Regions from separate parts of the Homo sapiens genome. Here regions 2, 3 and 4 are each linked to region 1. The links are chromatin contacts, found by Hi-C or POLR2A ChIA-PET in ENCODE. All regions are on one chromosome and are shown on one strand. The core of a region is the stretch at or near the end of the contact, and the rest is flanking DNA. Distances in the headings are between cores, read along the strand shown.

Region 1 (2,980 bases), core at 236-2,735:
AGGTTGCTGCCAGAGGGTGGCAGCAGCAGGCAGGGACTTTGGCCCACGGTCCTTTGAAAAAAGCTACCCTGGAAACTGCCAGAAAGGGATACATTCGCTGGGTTGCCCTGAGATGATCAGCTCATCTGACTGAAGAGATTGCCCTCTCTCCTGGAGTGGGATCTGGCCAGGGCTGAACCAAACCCCAGAAGTCTTCCCTTGAGTGATTTTCCCCAGATGTTTTTTACGGCCACCCTCACCATCACGATGCTGTCCTGAAATTTCCGGCATTCGGTGTAGGTGTTTTCTTGGTGACCTCATCTAGTCTTCACCACAAACTTTTGAGTATAAGTGAGCAGGCCAGATTGTAACTCCTTCCCACAGATCATCATTTTTTTTTTTAAATTTTCATTTTTATAGAGACAGGGTCTCACTATGTTGCCCAGGCTGGTCTTGAACTCTGGCCTCAAGCGATCCACTTGCCTTGACCTCCCAAAGTGTTGGGATTACAGGCGTGAGCCACGGCACCTGGCTGCACCTCACCATTTCAGACATGACAAAACTGAGGCCCAAAGAGGTTACTTTGAAGATCACACAGATACTAAATAGGAAAAAGTTAGAATTTGCATTTTAAGCCTGGGTTTCTTTTTTTAGCTTGAATTCCATTACATCATCACTTCTTTCACCTTGCTTGTTCAGTTATTCATACAACCAGCACTTTTTGGGCTCTTGCAGTTTGCTGGAGAGCTGCATAGACTTCCTACTACTTAGCCATGGTGGCCGCTCTCCTGGCCTAGGCGAGCCGATGTCTCCCACCCTTTCTGTTCAGAGCTAGGGCCTCAGTCTATCTTCCTCTACTCTGGGCAGCAGGCGCCACCTCCTTAGTGTTCTGGGGCTCATATCCCAAGCCCAACAGCTGAGAAAGGGCTCTGTCTCCCCCTGCTCCCTACATCACAGCTTCTTAGATCACAATCTCACAGGCCCTGCTGGCTTTATACTTAGGCAATCCTGAGAAATAACTAGGAAGAGGAGGGTAACAAAAACAAAAATAAAAAGCAGAGAAAAGTAACGCATACCTAAGGAATCATATAAAGTTTCCTAGTTCTTCTCAATCTACAGTTCACGACTTCTCTGCTACGAAGTCTTCAAGCCCTGAGCTTGAGTTCTCCTGACTTACTTCCGAAGGTGAAACTTCTCTATTTTGTCTCTTTTATTCTCTTAAGTTGGCCTCATTATCAGGAACATAGAGGCAATCTGGGAAGAAAGCTGACATTTGTTGAGCATCTCCTAGGGCCAGGCATCGTGCTAGACCCTGGACACACGTCACTTCATTTGACCTCACAATAGGCTTGAGAACAAAGCATTTGTCTTCTTTTACAAATGTGGAAACCGAGACGCAAAGACATGAAATGACATGCCTAAATTCGTGTTTCTAGCATGTGGTGGCTCAAAGCTCTTTTCCCTTAAAGCACATGATTATACAGCTAGCAACAAGCATGTACCCCTTCTCTCAGAGGTGTTTAACGCTTGGGGGAATTCCAAGGTCAGTGACTTTCATATCCGGAACCCAGGCTTCACACAGGAACTGGCACTGTGGGCCGATTCTGTCCTCTCTGCTTTGTGGGTGGGAAGCCCAAGAGGAAAAGAAAACTCAGTTTTTGCCTTGGAGGAGATAACACCTGACAAAGGAACAAGCTCTCAGAGACAGACTTTTTGGCTGGAAAAGAGTACATCTGCTGCCATGGTGCATGCATTGGTGGCCGATAACATTAGGCTGCTTTTGTGAGAACACTCACCTCTTTGCCTGGCAGTGACAATGTTTGTGGAATCTGATTTTGCTGCTGATACTGATACTGAAATTCTGCTGTGATCATCTAGATACAACCAAGATAAACATCAATAGGACCTGGCCACAGACACACAGTGTGGCCTTTCTGATCATCACTGAAGCCCTGGCAAATATCAGTTTTTTTTCTTTTTGTCGTTTTATAAGCACTTTGTTTTATTGCACAGAAGCAATTGAAACTGGACACAGGTGGAAAGTGCGCCCTGGCATAATTCAGTGCCCAGTGCCCGGCCCCACCTGGACCACTCTTCCAGAATAGAGGTCTCTGGGCAAGGGCTTGACCACTCCTTTGGAAAACAGAAGGCATTTGGGAACAGGTTAAGACATCTCAAGCATAATGTGTTTCTAACTGCTTGTGGTCATCTGTCAGTTGCACATAGAGGCAATAAATGCACTTATTTGGAAAGGAGGGGGGCAGTTTTTATAGTCAAGTATTTACGTATGGCATTTGGCATGTATCACATTCGGCTACATAAGCTATCATAACATAATTGTCCATCGCCTCGGGAGGGTGTGGGGGCAGGAGGCTGGGATTGCCCTCTTTTGCTAACATATTGCTAATGAAGTTCCTGTTTGAAGAGGGAGGCCCTGTCATCTAAGCAGTTTCTTCTTACATAAAAAGTAAAAATTGCATTACTCTGATCCTTGAGCTCCAGGACCCTTTTGAGTTTCTTTGGCTGCTCCAGACATTCCTTTCTCCCTGCCTTACTTCCCCTTGGCAGCCTTGTCTTCTGTGGCCTTCTCTGGAGGCCTGCTGTCTTTTTGGTCTGTGCTGGAGGATTTTTCAGCCTTTTCCGCCTTAGGTTCACTGAGCTCCTTTGAGAGGGTCGTCTTTGGCTTTGGGTCTTGGGTTTCTCCTCAGGCTTCTTGAACTCAGTGGCCTTCTCCTCCTTGGTATCTTTTTTCTCCATTGCTGCTGCCGCCTCCTCCCTCTCTGCTGGTTTTCTGGGTTCCTTGGCCTTGGCATCATCTGGTTCCTTCTTGGCCATCTCTGTCTTCTCTTTGGGTTTAGCGTCTTCCTTCACCTCCACCTTGGCAGGAGCCTCCTTCTCTAAGGTGGCTGCTTTTTTCTTATCTTCAGCCTCTTCCTTCTTGGCTTCAACTTTGGATTCTTTGGGCTTTTCGATGGCAGCTTCCTTCTCCTCCACCTCGGGC
Region 2 (2,980 bases), core at 144-2,643, 230 kb before region 1:
CTTCTGAGAAAGGGGCAAGAGGGGAGGAAGCACGGGTTTCCCAGGGCAAGAGTGGGGCAGGGGGCAGGGGACAACCCTCAGGAGCAGGCTTCTACTGGGCGGCTTTGGAACTCATTCTGGGCTTCAGTTTCCTTGCTCTTAGAGCAGGAGCTGGATCAAACGATCTCTAAGGTCTCTTGTACTTTTGTGCTTCTCCAGCATAAGCCTGGGTGGGAGGTAGACTGAGATAAGAAGGACAGTGGTAACCAGGGGTCATCTAAGAGATGGCTTAATGGGGGATAACAGGGTAATTGAATAATAGGAGATTGTGTTTGAAACTTATCTCATCTGCATGAATTTCCACCTTGAGATTTTCTTGCATTGTCAGCCAGAAAAAAATAAATTGTAGTTTTGATAGATTGTGGGTGTTATAATCGATTGTGGGTGTCTATAAAAGATATAGATTTTTGGTGTCAGGCCTAGGTTCACTGAGGTAGATAGCTTCCCCTCTCTGAGCACCAGGCGTGCAAGTGTAGAGTAAGGATAAGAGTACATGGCTCACAGGGCAGCTGTGGAAGGGTCAGATGAGTCTCTGTACAGAGAACACATAGCACAATGCCTGGCCAAATTCCTGCAAATGTCATCTGTCCTCCTTCCCTCAAACCTCTTCTCCTCCTACTGCGGAGGGGAGCACCCGAACTGGAGAATAGAGTTAAACTAGTTCAAATTCTTCAAGAGTATAGTAAGTGCTCAAATGTGATTTGTCCAGTTCTTTCATATATAATATTCACAACAATCACATGGACCAGGTATTGCTATTCTGTTATACCGATGAGGAAACTGAAGGTCAGGGTTGTCTTCAGGTCATAAATAGAACTGAGATTTGAAACTCAGTCCAGTCTACTGAATCCAACCCCAAATACTCTTGTCACAGACTGAAAGCTACACATCAGGGGCAGATGCGGTGGCGGAGAATCCACTGGGAGAGGCTTCTGCTTGGGAGTTGCTCCAGAAAGCCCTACTGGTTTATGCAATCAGACATGATCCACCCCCATGTTCTTAGGCAGCCCTGGTGCCAGGGCCTTCTCACCCTTCATTCTAGCTGAAATGGAACCAGCATCACTGTCTCCCTATGCAAGGGGATCTCTCAACTTCCTCCTGTGGTTTGTCAAGTCTTTTATATCATGACCACTCCAATTCATCAAAGCGTTCATGCTTATTTTGTGCCTCAGTGTTTCACAATGATTTCACTCACTCCTGTTAGGTGAGTGGAGACAGCATTATTTTCCTCATGTTGAGGTTGGGAGCAGGCTCAGAGCAGGCTCAGGGAGCTTCCATCACTTGATGGAGGCCCCACAGCAGGGCCCGTGTGGGCAGCCCAGGACTCTGCACTCATGGCGCCTGCCACTGCAGAAGACGCCCTTCACCAGCCACTGGGTCTCAACAGTGTGGCTCCGGCAGGCCTCTCAGTGGGTTTGTGTCACCCAAAGGCTGATGAAGAACAGGGGGGTGGGGTGGCAGTGAGAAAGCACTTGGGAATTCAGTGATAACAAGGTCACCCATTCTCTCTCTGTCAGCAACTGATAGTGACAGTTGTAATAGTGACAGGCAGACCTGGATGGAAATCCTGGTTCCACCACTGACTAGCAATGTAACCTTAACCATGTTACTACTACACTTCCATGAGCTTCTGTTTTTCCATCTGTATAGTGGGACTAATACTACTTACCTACTCCTACTGAAGGGTGAGACGCAGCAGGCAATGCGCTTAGCACAGGGCCTGGAACATAGTAAATGCTCAGTGGTAATAGTGCATAGTCTTCCTTAAACTTGCAGTGACATTTATTTCACCATGATTAGCAGCTGAGGCTGTGGGGTGACATCAGGGTGATGAGTCACTTTGTCTGGCTGGGTCTTACATCCGGGGCGATGTTCTGTTGCATCCACCACCCTCCCCTGCCCCAGCTCAGGGCCCTAACAGTCTAGCAGGGCTGGGACTTTCTGAAAGGCTCCCCTGACCACACCAGTTCCTCAGGAAGCCTCTCAACCCCAGCTTCAGCTCTACTGACATCGCCTTACTTCCCTTTAACCCCTTTTGAGGCCCAGTTTAGAATCTGTATCTCAGCCAGAGCTCTTTCCATGCCAGCTTTGTCCACGCTGTTTACTCCTGGATAGTTCTCAGGCCCAGCCATATACCAACCCAGTGCCTGCAGTCAGGCAGACCTGGATGGAAATCCTGGTTCTACCACTGACTAGCAATGTAACCTTAACCATGTTACTACTACACTTCTATGAGCTTCTGTTTTTCCATCTATATAGTGGGACTAATACTACTTACCTACTCCCACTGAAGGGTGAGACGCAGCAGGCAATGCACTTAGCACAGGGCCTGGAACATAGTAAATGCTCAGTGGTAATTCCAGCACTTTGGGAGGCTGAGGCGGTCAGATCACTTGAGTCCAGGAGTTCAAGACCAGCCTGAGCAACATAGTGAGACTCTGTCATAAAAGAAAAAAAGAAATTGCTCAATGAAAGTGTGTGTGTGTGTGTGTGTTCCTCCTGAGCATTTTACTTTTCTTTGCTATATTTTTCCACCATATACCAATTACAGACCACATGGCTCACATCATTTCTATCTTCTCAAGCATCCTGGTTTCTTTTCATCCTTTCTTTTGTTTTTGGCTTTCTAGCTTCTTTTTTCTGGACTTTTTTTTTTTTTTTTTTTTGAGACAGAGTCTCGCTTTGTCACCCAGGCAGGAGTGCAGTGGTGTGATCTCAGCTCACTGCAACCTCAGCCTCCAGGGTTCAAGCAATTCTCCTGCCTCAGCCTCCCGAGTAGCTGGGACTACAGGAGCCTGCCACCACGCCTGGCTAATTTTTTGTATTTTTAGTAGAGGCAGGGTTTCACACTGTTAGCCAGGATGGTCTCCATCTCCTGACTTCATGATCTGCCCACCTTGGCCTCCCAAAGTGCTGGGATTACAGGTGTGAGCCACCGCAC
Region 3 (2,980 bases), core at 250-2,749, 210 kb after region 1:
TTTCCCTAAATGTTTGCCCTCTGGGCAAAATGTACACTAACTTTTCCTAATTTTTGTTATGTCTTGTAATTGCAAGTAATCAAAGGAGGGATGGGGTCAAGCTGGGTGTGGAAAGCTTCGCTCCCCACCTCCATTATTACAGAGATGGGACAGGCCTTTCATCACATTCCCCCCTGTTTTGATCTCTCTACTGTCCGTGAGTGCCTGAGCCCTGATAAAGGCATTTGGCATTGCTCTGATTATTAGCAGGCAAAACAGATCTTTAAAGGCCAGGAAACCATTTCCTCCTTTGTCTGATTCTTCTGCTATGACCTCCAACTCATACTTATCTATTCCTTATCTCTGCATGGAAATCTTCTCTTGGGTTAGTGGCATATTCGCTCTCCTTTTTTTTTTCCTCCCCAGTAAGCCTTTATTTGGCAAAGATGGGGAGTTGGCCAGTGGAGACAGAGGGGGCAGGGAGAAGAAGAGCAATGAGAGTAAGCGGAAGGGACAATCCGATTCCGATGGAGACGAGGCAGGGTGTTCATCAGCCCTGTTAGCAAAGTAATCCTTTGATATCTGAAAAGTAAAAGAAGCGGGGTTTATCTGGCAAGCTTTTTATTCCTGCCGTCTGAACCCCATGCAAGAGAGTCACTATGAAGTACTGAACTGGAACAATGTTGGCCCAGCTAGAACTCTCCTTAGCAACCTTCAAAATAAAACAGATGTTGTCAGCACCAAAAGAAGATTTTTCATCTCTGGAGCTGAATTTGTCTCACAGCTCTGATCCTTAGTGTATTGTATGGTGCTGTCAAATCCCAGCACTGGCTCTCCGTACCCGCTCCCCCTTCAGCTTCTGAATCCCAACTCGAGGACTTTTTTTTTTTTAATTGAAAGTGCTGCTTGCACTCCAATTTGAGGCTTCTTTGAAGTACGTGTGCATTGATCCCGGCATACCCGGGGGGAGATGCAGGGACTGTCAGACAACAGGAGCGGAGCTCTAGGAGGAATGGGCTCCTTTAACTGGAAGGGATTTGTTGGTAGCTGTGTTCTCCAGAGAGTGAAAAGAAATAAAGAGACTAAATTGTGGAAAAGGCTCAGTTACTATCCAAAGGATCCCGTCATTTGTTTTCCTTTGGAGTGCTACTACCATTGTGAAAGTCATCAGTGTGCTTTTCCTGACTGATGCTAACAGATACAGAACCTGCACCTTCCCTGCTGCTTTGCATGTAATAAGCACTCAATAAATATTAGCTGAACGGGTAAATAAACCAGTACCCACACATGGATTTTGTTAAAATATGTGCATAGGAAAGCTAGAATTGCTAAGAAAGCAGTAATGTTCAACTCCTAGGATATTCAGAGATATTTGCCCCTGAGTAAACCTAACGAAAGAGCGAGTAGTATGAAAAACAATTGCATTCTTTTTTTTTTCTTCCTCTTAAGACTTCTCCTCCTTCCCTGTGCCTATGACTCAGACCATTACAGCTGCTTGGACACTTGTCAGGAGCGGGTAGGGCATGAGCATAGCAGCAGACCCTTCTCAAAGACTTCCCCGCTGGACTCTGTCCAGAAGCCAGTGAGCCTGGCCTGACACTCCATGGTTGTCTCTAGATATGTAATGTGCATGTATATGCGTACGGATACCATACCACATACAACTTGGGACCAATATAAGGTAACCGAGAAGTGACCAAAAAAGATAGACAGACAACCTGACAAGCACTCTGTTGATATAGGTGGTCTTAGGTCATGTAACTCTGGAATGTTGTCACAGAAAAGTTTTCGAGAGAGTTGGTTTGCTACACAGGTAAAATGCAAAACTCAGTTTTGCCACTTGACAGATTAAAATGAATAATTACCATTTATTGAGCATCTACTGTGTGCCAGGCACTGGACTAAGGACCTTATATGCATTAAATGTTCAATGTGAAAATATTTTTGGCCTTGGGACTCAGCTTCATTCCTGAAACTCCAGAGCATAGTCCTAAGAGCTGGGTAGTTCTTGTCTTCATTTGCTTGGGGCTTGTGTACTGAGCTAGGTGAGGGGATTGAAGCTGATTGGGGTCTTCTAGAGTTCCACTGTGCTAAGCAGGAAGACGGGGCAATGACATGAATGGGCCTGGCAAGTCCAGAGCACTTGCAGCCACTGAGAGGATCATGATAATGTTTTAGATGTTGAGAAAAAACCTCTTTTACTTAGAATGTATGTCCTACTTTAAAGGGAAAGAAAAAAAAGATTTAAGTTGGCTTGCAAAATGAGGTACAGTTTAAAGCAGGAGACATAAAATCAAGATCAAAAGGGTAAAAGAAGAATAGATATTGCAAGGTGGTTGGTATGAATTAGTTATTATATTTGAGCACTGAATTTGCCTCTGAAGTTCTGAAGAGTTGAGACAAAAAAAAAGATGTGATTATACAGTTCTCCTCTGAGGAAGGAAAACATTAACTCTTTCAGCAAGACAAACTTTCTCTTGGCATTGAATTTATCATGTGCTTTTTCATTTTGGGGCATTGGAAAAGATAATAGACAGGGCTTTCAACTGTTCTTTTACAAAAGGCCCTAAATGATGGTTTAAATGGATGTTTCTTATATCCACCCTCTATAAAAGCTGAGGACATAAATCTTAAGTGTGTGAAGGGTTTCTGTAAGAAGCTCAATTACTATGGGGGACAAATGATGCTTTGTGTTGATCCAATTTAGTATATGTCTAAAACAGAGAACCTAGCAGAATGGCTAGTTAATCTGCACATTAAGCCATCTCCTTCTGCTATCAGATGTCTTAAATGAGCCTTTGGCAAGAGTTGGATACTAATCAGTTCATGGTTGAACTCTGCCCGAAGTACCAGACTTCTGTGGCGTTAATTGGAAGGGGTTCCACAGGCTTTGGATATAAGAGCTGGAGGAGGCAGAGTTGAGTTCTGCTGTTCAGTCTTAAGAACCTGATTTGCATTCTTCCCCACTGAAGGACTGGCCCCTCTTCAGCAGTGTGCCAGC
Region 4 (2,980 bases), core at 183-2,682, 200 kb before region 1:
GGCAAAGACTAGGTATGACTCACCTTTCAACCACAGCACATGACATAATGCAAGGCACACAGATGGCTCCTCACAAGCAGTACAGGACAGATGGGGAGACAGATGGATAGAAGGATAGATTCAGAGAGACAGTCTTCAAATAAAATGTAAATTCTTCTACCCGCTATCTCCAAAGAGGTACAGTATGGTGTTTAGCATGGACTCAGAAGCCCAGCTGCCTGAGTGCATATCCCAGCTTCATGACTAAGAGCCATTTGACATTGGGCAAGTTACTTAAATCACCTTGTGTCTAGGTTTCCTCCTCTCTACAATAAGGACACAAATAGTACTTACTCTATCAGACTGTAATGAGATTAAATGAGTTAACACAGATAATAATCAACATATGAATTAACATGTAGTGCCTGCACAGAGTAAGTACTTAACAAATGCTAGCTGTAATAGAGCACACGGCCATTGGCTGTGAGTTTCCAACTCCAGGAAGCCGAGGCTCCCCGGAGGGTATGTGATATGATGAGAAGAGTCACTGAGTAGGAGTTGGGAGGTTTGATCAAGCCTTAGCCTTGGCCTGCTGTGTGACCTGGGGCCACAGTCCTTTTAGGAGCTGGAAGAGTTTTAAGAAAGCATCCATCCAGGTCTCTTGTTCTACTTACAGAGAAACGGACTCCTAAACTGTCTTATTTTCATCTGTGAAAGGGAATGCTGTATCAGGTCACTGTAAAGGTCAAACAGAATATGACTGAGTGCCACATGCAGGGTTTGTAAAAAAGAAAAGAAAAGAAAAGAAAAGAAAAAAAACAGAATATGAAAGTAATTTCAGGGGAAACATGAAGAAGTGTTAGTATTATCTTCTAAGTTGCTAGAACTCCCTTGACTAGGTAGAAGCTCTTTCTGGCTATCTCATTACACAACAGTTGCCAGATGGCAAAGGTAGAAGTGCCTATCCAACTCATCTAAAAGTGTGCAAGCCTTTCTGCAGCACCTAGATCACAGTTTCTACACCTCAGATCTTTTCCTTCTATAAATCTTTCATATTTTCTTGCTGCCCGTGGGACTTACCACAGCTGTATCTAACAAATATTCGTTATACCTCTACTTTAAGCAGCATTAAACTGGCAAGAAATGTGCCTACTTCCTCCCTAAGACAATTAGTCAATTTATAATTAATGAATTGAGTTCACTGCTGTGTAAAAAATGAGAATTTCTTACACATATCTGATGACATTTTATAGAAATATGTGTATATTTTCACGAATTTTAGTAAAGGTCAAGTATCAATCCAGCCCAGTTAAGGACAGGGCAGTTAATTCTACTTACATAAAAATCATCATCTGAGATGTGATGAAGGTCCATAAAAAGATGGGAAAGGACTAATAAACCTCAGAAGTAGAAATTTTAAGGGGACTTTTGGGTATGGAGGAAAGCCAGATCTCAATGTACACACAGAAGGAAGTGGATGCCCTGAATTTAGGAAGTGCCAGGAAATCCCCCTGTCCAAAATATGCTCACTGGAAGTCTCCTATTAGGTCTGGTGTCTCTAGAAGATTACCAGGTTACTAAAACAAGTGTTAACATTACCTCAAGGAAGTATGACTTCCTCTTTTCTTAAAAAAAAAAAAAAATAGTATGACCAATCATTTTATCATGCAGATGTGAAACCTAGAGTCATCTTATGTCTTTTTACAACCAAAACCTACATCTTGCAGACTCTTTCTTGGACCCTCTATCTACCTGGATGATAGTAGCTTCTAACTTGACATCTCCTCTCTTTAATCCATCATAAGTATGCACCATCACATTAATCTTCCAAAAATGTATTTTATCAAGTCACTTCCTTGCTCCAGTATAGGACACAATGGCTCCCCACTGCTACAAGCTGATGTCCAGACTCTCAAACCAGGACTTTAAGTCCCACACTCAATACTATCAATATCACTGCCTCCTGATCAAAACTCACCTCCCCTGTACTTTACTCCTCTGCAGGCTTCCTAAGGTCTATCCAGTTGGTCTGACTAACAAAACCATACCTTTGCTGAGGTGCCATAGAATATTTTATTTAATTAATTTATTTAGCTAGTTATTTTGAGGCAGGGTCTTGGTCTGTCACCCAGACTGGAGTGCAGAGGTGCAATCATGGCTCACTGCAGCCTCAGCCTCCTGGGCTCAAGGGATCCTCCCACCTCAGCCTCTTGAGTAGCTGGGACTACAGGCATGCACCACCATGCCTGGTTAATTATTTTATTTTTGTAGAGATGGAGTCTTGCTATGTTGCCTAGGATGGTCTTGAACTACTGGGCTTAAGCAACCCTCCCTCCTCAGCCTCACAAAGTGCTGGGATTATAGCCTTGAGCCACAATGCCCGGCCTAGAATATTTTAAATTATTTTAAAACAGTTCATCAAGTTTAAGAGGAGAAATTTATTCAAATGTTTTGAATTAGTTTTACAAACTCTATAAAAAGGGCTCTTAAAATGTGTGATCTAAATTCTGACTCAATCCTCTTGTTTGTTGGCCCTATCTATAAATTATCAGATCCCCAATGTCCATGTTTCAAAGATTCTACTTTTTCAAGGAAATCTTCTAAGAGGATACTTTGACATCTTAGCAAGCTGTATTTGTCTAAATAGAGTCCACAGGGGTCAGACCTCACATAGCCTTGCAAGTCGCTTTACACATTTTAGCTTTAACAGAGTTAGATGGGGCCATTAGAAAGTTCCACACAGATGAGTGACATGATCTGACTTCTGTTTTAAAAAGATCATTCTGGTAGAACCAATACAACTTCCTGGTAGAGTGAATGTGGTATTCAAGAAAAAGAGAGGTATCAAGGATGACATCCCGGTTTCAGACTGACCAGCTGAAAGGATGGGGCTGCCATTAACCAAAAGGGAAAAGATTTGGGGAGGAGCAGCAGGTTTTAAGGGGAAGATAATGAGCTTACTTTTGGACTTGTGATATTTGAAAGGCCAATTAGATGTCTG

Evidence for each region. A loop is a pair of places that touch in the nucleus more often than their neighbours do. ChIA-PET counts read pairs that join two places held with the same protein, here RNA polymerase II (POLR2A). Pooled maps may share reads with other maps.
Region 2: a pooled map shows a loop between it and region 1 (5-fold over the local background). The contact joins two enhancer-like sites. A Hi-C loop is called at or near these places in 2 of 37 single-sample maps with no recorded cell type and 9 of 50 pooled maps. POLR2A ChIA-PET finds 5 or more read pairs at or near these places in 2 of 52 experiments (activated CD4-positive, alpha-beta T cell and activated CD4-positive, alpha-beta memory T cell).
Region 3: a loop to region 1 is called in a map of PC-9, with 2.4 times the contacts of the local background. The contact joins two enhancer-like sites. A Hi-C loop is called at or near these places in 1 of 168 maps with a recorded cell type or tissue (PC-9) and 2 of 50 pooled maps. POLR2A ChIA-PET finds 5 or more read pairs at or near these places in 2 of 52 experiments (activated CD4-positive, alpha-beta T cell and activated naive CD4-positive, alpha-beta T cell).
Region 4: a loop to region 1 is called in a pooled map, with 4 times the contacts of the local background. The contact joins two enhancer-like sites. A Hi-C loop is called at or near these places in 2 of 37 single-sample maps with no recorded cell type and 8 of 50 pooled maps. POLR2A ChIA-PET finds 5 or more read pairs at or near these places in 3 of 52 experiments (activated CD4-positive, alpha-beta T cell, activated CD4-positive, alpha-beta memory T cell and activated naive CD4-positive, alpha-beta T cell).

What each region holds. Positions count from the first base shown.
Region 1 is chr1:116,737,451-116,740,430 of GRCh38, forward strand. It overlaps the pseudogene NEFHP1. Among named protein-coding and RNA genes, the nearest start is that of CD2, 15 kb to the right of the region's middle. RefSeq lists enhancers at 657-956, 1,425-1,634. Within about 2 kb of position 1,486, at least 5 of the 41 ENCODE cell types and tissues checked have a DNase peak (open chromatin) inside an H3K27ac peak, as active enhancers do.
Region 2 is chr1:116,502,663-116,505,642 of GRCh38, forward strand. No RefSeq gene overlaps it. Among named protein-coding and RNA genes, the nearest start is that of LINC01762, 25 kb to the left of the region's middle. RefSeq lists cis regulatory regions at 498-550, 1,279-2,260 and enhancers at 1,657-1,926, 1,765-2,059. Within about 2 kb of position 1,394, at least 20 of the 41 ENCODE cell types and tissues checked have a DNase peak (open chromatin) inside an H3K27ac peak, as active enhancers do.
Region 3 is chr1:116,950,257-116,953,236 of GRCh38, forward strand. All of the region lies in intron 4 of PTGFRN (prostaglandin F2 receptor inhibitor), which reads left to right. Among named protein-coding and RNA genes, the nearest start is that of PTGFRN, 42 kb to the left of the region's middle. Within about 2 kb of position 1,500, at least 5 of the 41 ENCODE cell types and tissues checked have a DNase peak (open chromatin) inside an H3K27ac peak, as active enhancers do.
Region 4 is chr1:116,538,744-116,541,723 of GRCh38, forward strand. The region is part of intron 2 of CD58 (CD58 molecule); the gene reads right to left. Among named protein-coding and RNA genes, the nearest start is that of MIR548AC, 20 kb to the right of the region's middle. Within about 2 kb of position 1,433, at least 2 of the 41 ENCODE cell types and tissues checked have a DNase peak (open chromatin) inside an H3K27ac peak, as active enhancers do.